3 separate regions of the Homo sapiens genome follow, and regions 2 and 3 are each linked to region 1. The links are chromatin contacts, found by Hi-C or POLR2A ChIA-PET in ENCODE. All regions are on one chromosome and are shown on one strand. The core of a region is the stretch at or near the end of the contact, and the rest is flanking DNA. Distances in the headings are between cores, read along the strand shown.

Region 1 (2,700 bases), core at 154-2,653:
TCACACCCAAACCCAAGGTAAACTGGGAGGAGAAAAAATGAAAGTGGAGGACAACTGGCAGTTTTTGCTACTAAGAAATAAGACATTGGAAGTGAGGAAGACCAATAAAAAGATTACTGCAGTATTTCAGTGGGAGATAACAAGGGCTGCATGAAGGTAGTGTTGGTGAGAATGGAAAGGGAAGCAGGACCTGAGAGCTATTTAGGCAGCAGAGTGGTTAAGAGTTGGTGATCTAGTGGATGGGGTGATGGCTTTTGGTTTTTGGCTTGAGTAGCTGAGTAGGTAGAGGTATCATCATGGGGAATTTTCAACATAAAACAAACGGAAGGGGAAAAAAAAACAAATATTAAAACAAGAAAAAAAATCAAATAGTACTTTTACTGTATAAAATCTACTTGCCTTTGACACTACCCTTCCCCTAGTGCTTCCTCCAAAGGTTTAGATAATCCTTACCAGCAGAAGGGAAGACACCAACATCCAAATGACATAGAACACTGGGCCTTTTCCTTCTACTCAAGACAGTGAGATGGGAAAACTGAATTCCAGACCTAACTGTCACCAACGGGACCAATGACCGAGGGCAAGTGAGTTCATCCTTTGCGACTTAGTTTCTTCATCTGTAAAATATGAAAGTTGAACTAGCTAATGTTTGTGATCTCATTCAGCTATAGAATTCTTGGATTCACTAATCATAGCAATCACCCACGCTAATCAACATCACAAAAAAATGAACAACCTTGTGTCACCCCAGCCATGCATAACTCACCAATGAGAAAAGATAATTGAGGCAAAAACTTAAAGGTCAGGTAAAACACAATTTCCTAATTAGACATCACATCTCTTCAGTTGGCTGTTGGAAACCTAGTTTCGTGTGGTCTGTTGGTATTAAACTTTGGCACATTTACAAAGTATTTTATTAAAGTGAAGAGGGTTTTGCCAATTGCATTTCAAAATTACTTTAAAAGATTTTACCTGGGGGGAAAAGGATTACTTTTCCTATTATGTGCATAAGCCTACATGTGGTTGCTGAAAATATCTCCCTTGAGTTAAGAAGTTTTTTCCTTTTGGTTGGTTAAGTACATAATGTTCCACCTACTACAAAGGATTAAAATGACCTGTTTCATCACAGAGTAAGGTAATCGCAGCAGCATGTGATTTTTGGCAGAAAGAACACTTTGTAATTGCTAATTTCCTACATCTAAATTCAGCTGAAGGTTGCAGCCCAAGTCCATAGTATTTCACAAGTCTTAACAAGCAGAACCCAAGGATGCTGCCAGGTTTTTAGACTGCCAATGAAACTGGAAGAGCAGAGAGTTTGCTGAGGGTGAGCCTTTATGAAGGAATGTTCAAATCCAAGACCCTGAATGTCTTACAGACACATGAAAGAGTCCATGGGACACAACTGTCAGACTCGGGTGTTTATTTTGGCCCCAGACTCTCTTCTCATCTCCTCTGTGCTTTCTGCCAACTGGCAGCTGTCCTCAAGGTCAGACCCTTTATTAAAAAATCAGCAACTTAAATAAAAACCAGTAATGCTTTCAGCAAGTATAATCCGTTTTACTTGAGAAGTGTTTCAACTAGTATTTCTTTTGATGCAAAGAAAGTTTGAAAATATGATATAAATAAAATATTTTAGAACTCACATCTACGACCTCTAGGACCAAATTTGTATTTTTCAGCCATGGAAAAACACTCCTTACTGAATAAGTATTAGACCCCAGTCTATGATGAAAATTTTCCACGTGGCCAAAAGAAAACAAATGCAAATAATACCATCATGATATAATCGACTTTGAAGCTATGATTTTATGTTCCTTAAGTCTCCAAATAAGTTTTAACCCTGTTAGTTGTATTTTAAAAGGAATCATTCTTTGCAGATGTCAAACCAGATGTTAAAATGCGTTTCTTTACTATTTGTCAAAGCATTACATGTAGTCACATTTGCAAGATGGGAGACCTGGAGTTCTGGAGTTCTGGACTAGAGCTGGCAACCTGGATTCTGCATACCTGATTAGGTCTATAAAATGTCCTCAGGCATATAAAATCCGTGCATTAGAAGTCAATTCTCGAAAGTCAAAACATCATATAGGACTTTTGCTGACCAAAAACTAAAGGTATGTGTAGGAGCTGATGTGCCATAGCTTAAAGAGTACAGGTTCAGTGGTTACACTGAGCAGTGCTCAAGGCCAAGCTTGTCCCTTCTTAGCAAGACAACCTTGGGTCAACCACTTAGCCTACCTCAAAGTTAATTTTTGATTGTTTCAATTGTGCTTTAAGTGAGAAAAATCATAAATATATTGTATACATCATATATATTCATCACATATATTATTGATATATATAAATTGGCAGCTCAATTCCTCTCATTGCTCAGGTCTAAATCCCTGGAGTCATCTTGTCTTCTCTTTTCCTCTTACACTTCCTATCTAATCTGCCAGCAAATTCTGCCAGCTTTGCTTTCAAACTATATCCAGAGTCCGAACACATCTCATCACCTCCATTGCCACCATTCTGGAGGTTGGTGCCATAGGCTCTCCCTGGATGATGGAAGCAGTCTCATCTTCTCTGGTCTCTCTGCTTCTTATTCTCTTAATTTCAACACAGAAGCCAAAGTAGTCCTTTAAAGACACAAGCCAGATCATGACACTCATTGGCTCAAGGTTCCCTGGCTTGTGATTTTCCTTCTCTCTCAGAGGAAAG
Region 2 (2,983 bases), core at 45-2,544, 150 kb after region 1:
AGTGCCTCATCCACAGACCTGGAAACCCACACAACAAAGCATCCAACCAAGAGACCTACTTCACCATGAAGGCAGTGTGAGAGTGGGCCTGTGACCCTGGGAACGACAGATCAAATCACATACTGCACCATCCCGAGGTGGCCAGCTTCATAGAATGCTGAAACAGCCTACTCCAGCTAGGTAACAAAAGTTATTTGTCATTTTTATCATTCAAATGGCATATTTCACCATGGGGATGCGAGAAGCAGAAAATCCTGATGTGCAGAGAGAAATGAATGAAGTAATTACATAGAAGGAAGCAGATGCAGCAGACTGAGAGAGATTGAGTACCGACAGATCTCAGGTGTCCAGTTACCCACAGCCCACAAGACACCTCTGTTTTCTTTTTCTTCTTCAAGTTCTGGGATACATGTGCAGAATGTGCAGGTTTTTTATGTAGGCATAATGTGCCATGGTGGTTTGCTGTACCCATCAACCCGTCATCTAGGTTTTAAGCCCCACATGCATTATTTGTCCTAATGCTCTCCCTCCCCTTGCCCCCCACCCCCCAAAAGGCCCCGGACACCTCTATTTTCTAATAATTAATCTACCCCCCTTTTTCATAAGCAAGCTTGATTTGGTTCCTGTTATCTGCAACTAAAAGATCTTATCTGATACAATACATTTCAAAGAGGCAAACTTCTGCCTTCACCTGATGAACTTTCCAATAAATAATACAGTTGTTCCAAAATGGAAAACGCTTCTCTTATCATTTTGAGGTTTAGACAGCCCTTCATCACTGTGTAGAAGAAATTCTGTCTATTATAAATAGTTGAACTAGATAAACTGAAGGTCCCTTGCTAGTTTGAGATCCTCTGACAAATATCAGGAAAGCCATGATATGGAAAATAGAATAGTTTCACTCTTTTGGGAAATAAAAAATAATGAGTCTCCAAGTGCTCGATAACATTCCAAGAAAGGATGTGTGAGAGTGTATTACATTGCAGGGGGAAAACTGACAGATTCTAGATTTAGCGTTTGTTGGAAAACTGGAACCAAAGTTTACAATGATTTCTCTTTTATTAAATTAATACACACAAAAAGCCTAGAAGCTCAGTATTTGGGATGCATAAAATATAAAAATAAAATATTAAATGAAGTAGCTTTTAAATGTATGTTTTTATTTACTGGCTGAAATGAAAATTGAAAAAGATTGCACAAAATTTTTTGGCAAAATGCTGTAGTATGCTTTCTCTTGATATCACTGCCAACAATGCCCTCTAGTGGTAAACCAAGTAGGCACTGACTAATGGGGGGAAAATGAAACAAGCAAGCCTGCTAAACACATTGGTAAGATTTTCATGAAAATACGAACTTTTAGTGCAGAAGGACCTGCGGCAGGCCTACTTCAGCTGCCTCCCGAGCCAGGTTTCCCTTGGTGGGTGACCGTGTCCCTTGATGAGTGACTGTGCGCTCACTCGGGCACCAAGGAGAAGCAGGACCATCGGGTAGCCTATGTGAATCCAACAGCAATGGCCAGATCAAGGGGTCCAATCCAGTCTTAAGGGCCAACAATCCAGGATTCTCTCCGTCAACCAAGGCCTATCTGGGAAGAAGTGCAAGAGCAACTAGAAAAGAAAAAGAAAAAGGCGCCAAGGCTTTGTATGAATTTGAAGAAAAAACTAGAAAAACACAGGAAGAAATTGTTAAGTGAAAGTAAGAGCTTATCCAAAAAAAGAGAAAAAAAAAGAAAAAGAATAAATCTGGTAGGTATTCATCGTCTTCATCATGCTCTGATTCTTCCAGCAGTTCTTCTGATTCTGAGGATGAGGATAAGAAACATGGAAAAGGGAGAAAGAAAAAGAACCATTCACATAAATCTTCTGAAAGCTCCATGTCAGAAACTGAATCAGACAGTAAGGATAGAAAGACAATAAGGAAGAAAGACTTCTTTTTAAAGAAAAAGAAGGACCCAACTGAGAAAGAAAAAGGCTATTAAACGACTCAGCAAAAAGAAACCCATATTCTGAAGATAAATCTTTATCACCTGAGTCCTTGTCAGAATCAGAGTATATTGAGGAGATAAGAGCAAAAAAGAAGAAAAGCAGTGAAGAATGAGAAAAAACAACACAAAAAAAGGAAAAAGGAGCATGAGAAAAACAGTAAGAAGAGAAAGAAGGCTGCTAGTTCAAGTCCTGACTCATCATAATATTAAGAAAAATCAGGATTCCCTTATAGAGAAAGTACAATGTCTAAGGAAATTTCAACTGTGAAAATTACAACATATTTACTATAATGCATGAATTTTCTTGTTTTTAGAATTATCCTTGGACTGGCCAGACGCAGTGGCTCACGCCTGTAATCCCAGCACTTTGGGAGGCCAAGGCGTGTGAATCACCTGAAGTCAAGAGTTTGAGACCAGCCTGACCAACAGGGTGAAACCCCGTCTCTACTAAAAATACAAAAATTAGCTGGGCCTGGTGGCTGGTGCCTGTAATCCCAGCTAGTTGGAAGGCTGAGGCAGGAGAATCACTTGAACCCGGGAGGCAGAGGTTGCAGTGAACTGAGATGGTGCCACTGCACTCCAGACTGGGCAAAAGAGCAAGACTCCATCTCAAAAAAAAAAAAAGAATTATCCCCAGACTACCCAGTAGCTATTCAAATGCCGCTGTGTGCAAGGGCCGTAAATGTTGCCTGCTGCTTATCTATTCTTTTCTCTTCCAGTGCTTGATAACTCTGGGAGATAATACATTGCAGTAGCACTAGTGGTTACAATATTTGGGAATAAAATTAATATTTTTGACTAGAAGTGTACAATGATAAATCAACAGAAATCCAACTTGAATACATCTTTAAGGTGGAATCAGAAACGGCCAGATGTTAAAAATTTTAAAGTAGTTAAAATTTTTGAAGTAAGGATTACATTGACATTTCAAAATCCGTACTCTGTAGATCAGTGTATTTTAATTTTTTCCCCGTGTAGACTTTTATTTACCTGGGAAAG
Region 3 (2,896 bases), core at 375-2,874, 240 kb before region 1:
GTATATTTTAAAATAACTTAGGGTGTAACTGGATTGTTTGTTACTCAAAGGATAAATGCTTGAGGGGATGGACACCCCGTTCTCCATGATGTATTTATTTCACATCAAATATCAAAACATCTCATGTACTCCATAAATATATACACTTACTAGGTACCCACAAAATTAAAAATAAATAAATAAATAAAAATCGGGGGGACAAACACAAAATAAAATAAAATACACTTCTTTGGTGTGCATATGGTAGACCAATTCAGTCTAACTTTTAAACTTTCACGTGCAGAGATTTAAACATCATTCTCAGTATTATTTCTAACTGCTTCTGCCTGTTAAAACTTACAGATAAAGGTACTTACTACACCTTTATCTTTTGAGGATACAGCAAAAGGATTTTTTATTTTTGTTTTTTTTTTTTTTTTTTGAGACTGAGTTTTTCTCTGTCGCCCAGGCTGAAGTGCAGTGGCGCGATCTTGGCTCACTGCAACCTCCGCCTCCTGGGTTCAAGCGATTCTCCTGCCTCAGCCTCCGGAGTAGCCTCCCCAGTAGCTGAGATGATAGGCGCCCGCCACCACACCCAGCTAATTTTTGTATTAATTCTACTTGCTAGGTGTGTAGGCAGAATTCTAAATGGTCCTCCAGGATTCCATGTCCTCCACGATTCCATGTCCTCTAATTCCCATAACCTGTGTTCTATGGCACAGTTAACTTTCTAAGAGGGAGATTATCCAGGTAGGCCTAATCTAAACACATCAGCCCTTAAAAGCATAGAGCTTTCTCCTGTTGGTGGCAGAAGAGGGAGGCAGAGAGACATGAAACAAAAGAAGGGTTTCACAGGATGTTGCTGGCGTGAAGATGGAGGAGGCGCCATGATGAGGAACGCCGGTGGTCTCTAGAAGCTGAGAATGGCCTTTGGCTGACAGCCTGCAAGGGAATGGAAACCTCAGTTCTACTGTAACAAGGACCTGGATTCTGCCAATAACCTGAATGCACTTGGGAGCGGATTGTTTCCTAGATCCTCCAGATAGAGCTCAGCCAGCTGACACTTGGACTTCAGCGTTATAAGACTCTAAGCAGAGAACCCAGCCAAGACCACCCGACTCTGACCTACAGAAATGTGAGATAATTAATCCACGTTGCCATAAGCTGCTAAGTTTGTGAAAATTTGTCACACAACAATAGATAAAGATGTTATCTCTTATGTCTAGGCAAATGGAACTCCTGGCTGAGTTATGAAATAAATAAACCCCATCTAAATTTTCATTCTAAATTTTCATGATCTTGTGGCTTATATTTTATTCTACTTGTTTATTTACATATATTCTAGTTTGTTGGGCACAGGAATATAATGTGGCCTTGGTGTGATACTTAGACAAAAATGCATGGTGGGCTGTTAAGATTGGGGTGTTGCAGATGGGGGAAAAAAGGCCCTTCACTCTAACATCAGGGAAATTTTCAAAATATTACTGGGAATGAAGCATTAGTTGCTAACGCACTTTGACAAATGTTAGGGAGAGTGTGTGCTGCTCACATATTCCTGAGGGAGCTGCCATTTGGAAGAGTCTCAGTGTTAAGCAGAGACAAAGCAGACTAAATCTGGAAGGTATCCCAGCCTCCTTTCAGAACTGGGACTATGAAGTACCTCTTGAGCAAACCTTTTAAAAACTTGATCTACAACAGAAAAGTCACCTGCTTTATGTTTTCTCTTCTTTCTCTCCTAGTTGTAGGTGTGAAAAGAGGCAAAAGCCTGATAAACGAATAGGTTAATGTCACCCTTAAATTTGCCTGGAAGGGCATAGCCTCCATCTACTGCGTCTAACAGAGTGGCCAGAAGCAGTGCAGACCCGGCTGGGAAAGAACCACTGCATTTAGTCAGGAGAAGCCTGTGGGTGATAGAAGGTGGAGCTATACTAAGGGCTTAGTACTGGGGAACAGGTCAGGAGAGGGAGTACAAGATGGGTCAAGGCTAATATCAAGGCTAATTTCAAGACATTGGCTGTGAATGAAGGAGAGGATATCCAGGGGCTGTCATGAGTGCCAGTCTCTGCTCCTTTCTCATTAAAAAAATAATTTTCTGCCAGGCATGGTGGCTCACACCTGTAATCCTTGCACTTTGGGAGTCTAAGGCTGGAGGATTGCTTGAACCCAGGAGTTTGAGACCAGCCTGGGCAACATAGAGAGACCCTATCTCTACAAAAAAGAAAAACTTAGCCAGGCATGGTGGCTCATGCCTGTAGTCCCGGCTGCTAGGGAGGCTGAGGTGGGAGGATAGCTTGAGCCCAGGAGTTCGAGGTTGCAGTGAGCTATGATTGTGCCACTGTACTCCAGCCTAGGTGACAGGGCAAGATTCTGTCTCAAAAAAAATAAAAGATTGTCTCATCTCTAAAATGAGGAAAATCGTTATAAAAGTTAAGTGCAAATTCATTGAATTCTTTAGCACGGTGCCTTGGGGAACAGGTCAGTAGTACGAGTGCAGGATGGGTCAAGGTTAATTTCAAGACACTGGTTATGAATGAAGGAGGGGTTATCCAGCGGCTGTTGTAAATTGAAAGGGCTCCATGGAGCCGCTTCTTGATATTATTTTTACTTCTGCTTCTCTGGAAAAGTCAGACTTGTGTGTCTGTTAATTCCTGATATGACTTTTGCATCATAAAATCCAATTCTTTTTGCTTCCAGTTAGCAATGGCTGAGCTCTATACCAGGAGTTACAGGAAGCTCTGAAGCTGGAGGGCTTAACATAGTTAAAATGTATCAGGTGCTTTCAGATACAGCTCCACTTTAAGTGCAATGTTAAGAAATGATCCAAATAAATTTGTAACAATCCATGTGTATAATCACATATTTGGAAATGCTTATCTAGTTGATAGTCATTCTCGAGTTCATTTTACCTCTTCAGTCT

Evidence for each region. A loop is a pair of places that touch in the nucleus more often than their neighbours do. ChIA-PET counts read pairs that join two places held with the same protein, here RNA polymerase II (POLR2A). Pooled maps may share reads with other maps.
Region 2: a loop to region 1 is called in a map of MCF 10A, with 12 times the contacts of the local background. The contact joins two enhancer-like sites. A Hi-C loop is called at or near these places in 2 of 168 maps with a recorded cell type or tissue (MCF 10A and esophagus muscularis mucosa) and 5 of 50 pooled maps. POLR2A ChIA-PET finds 5 or more read pairs at or near these places in 2 of 52 experiments (activated T-cell and endothelial cell of umbilical vein).
Region 3: a loop to region 1 is called in a map of mammary epithelial cell, with 2.8 times the contacts of the local background. The contact joins two enhancer-like sites. A Hi-C loop is called at or near these places in 3 of 168 maps with a recorded cell type or tissue (Caco-2, esophagus muscularis mucosa and mammary epithelial cell) and 2 of 50 pooled maps. POLR2A ChIA-PET finds 5 or more read pairs at or near these places in 1 of 52 experiments (endothelial cell of umbilical vein).

Annotation. Positions count from the first base shown.
Region 1 is chr12:25,583,835-25,586,534 of GRCh38, reverse strand. It overlaps a transcript of LMNTD1 not described here. Among named protein-coding and RNA genes, the nearest start is that of LMNTD1, 32 kb to the right of the region's middle. Within about 2 kb of position 1,403, at least 2 of the 41 ENCODE cell types and tissues checked have a DNase peak (open chromatin) inside an H3K27ac peak, as active enhancers do.
Region 2 is chr12:25,434,787-25,437,769 of GRCh38, reverse strand. It overlaps the pseudogene FAM133GP. Among named protein-coding and RNA genes, the nearest start is that of LMNTD1, 120 kb to the left of the region's middle. Within about 2 kb of position 1,294, at least 6 of the 41 ENCODE cell types and tissues checked have a DNase peak (open chromatin) inside an H3K27ac peak, as active enhancers do.
Region 3 is chr12:25,823,624-25,826,519 of GRCh38, reverse strand. No RefSeq gene overlaps it. Among named protein-coding and RNA genes, the nearest start is that of MIR4302, 49 kb to the left of the region's middle. Within about 2 kb of position 1,624, at least 3 of the 41 ENCODE cell types and tissues checked have a DNase peak (open chromatin) inside an H3K27ac peak, as active enhancers do.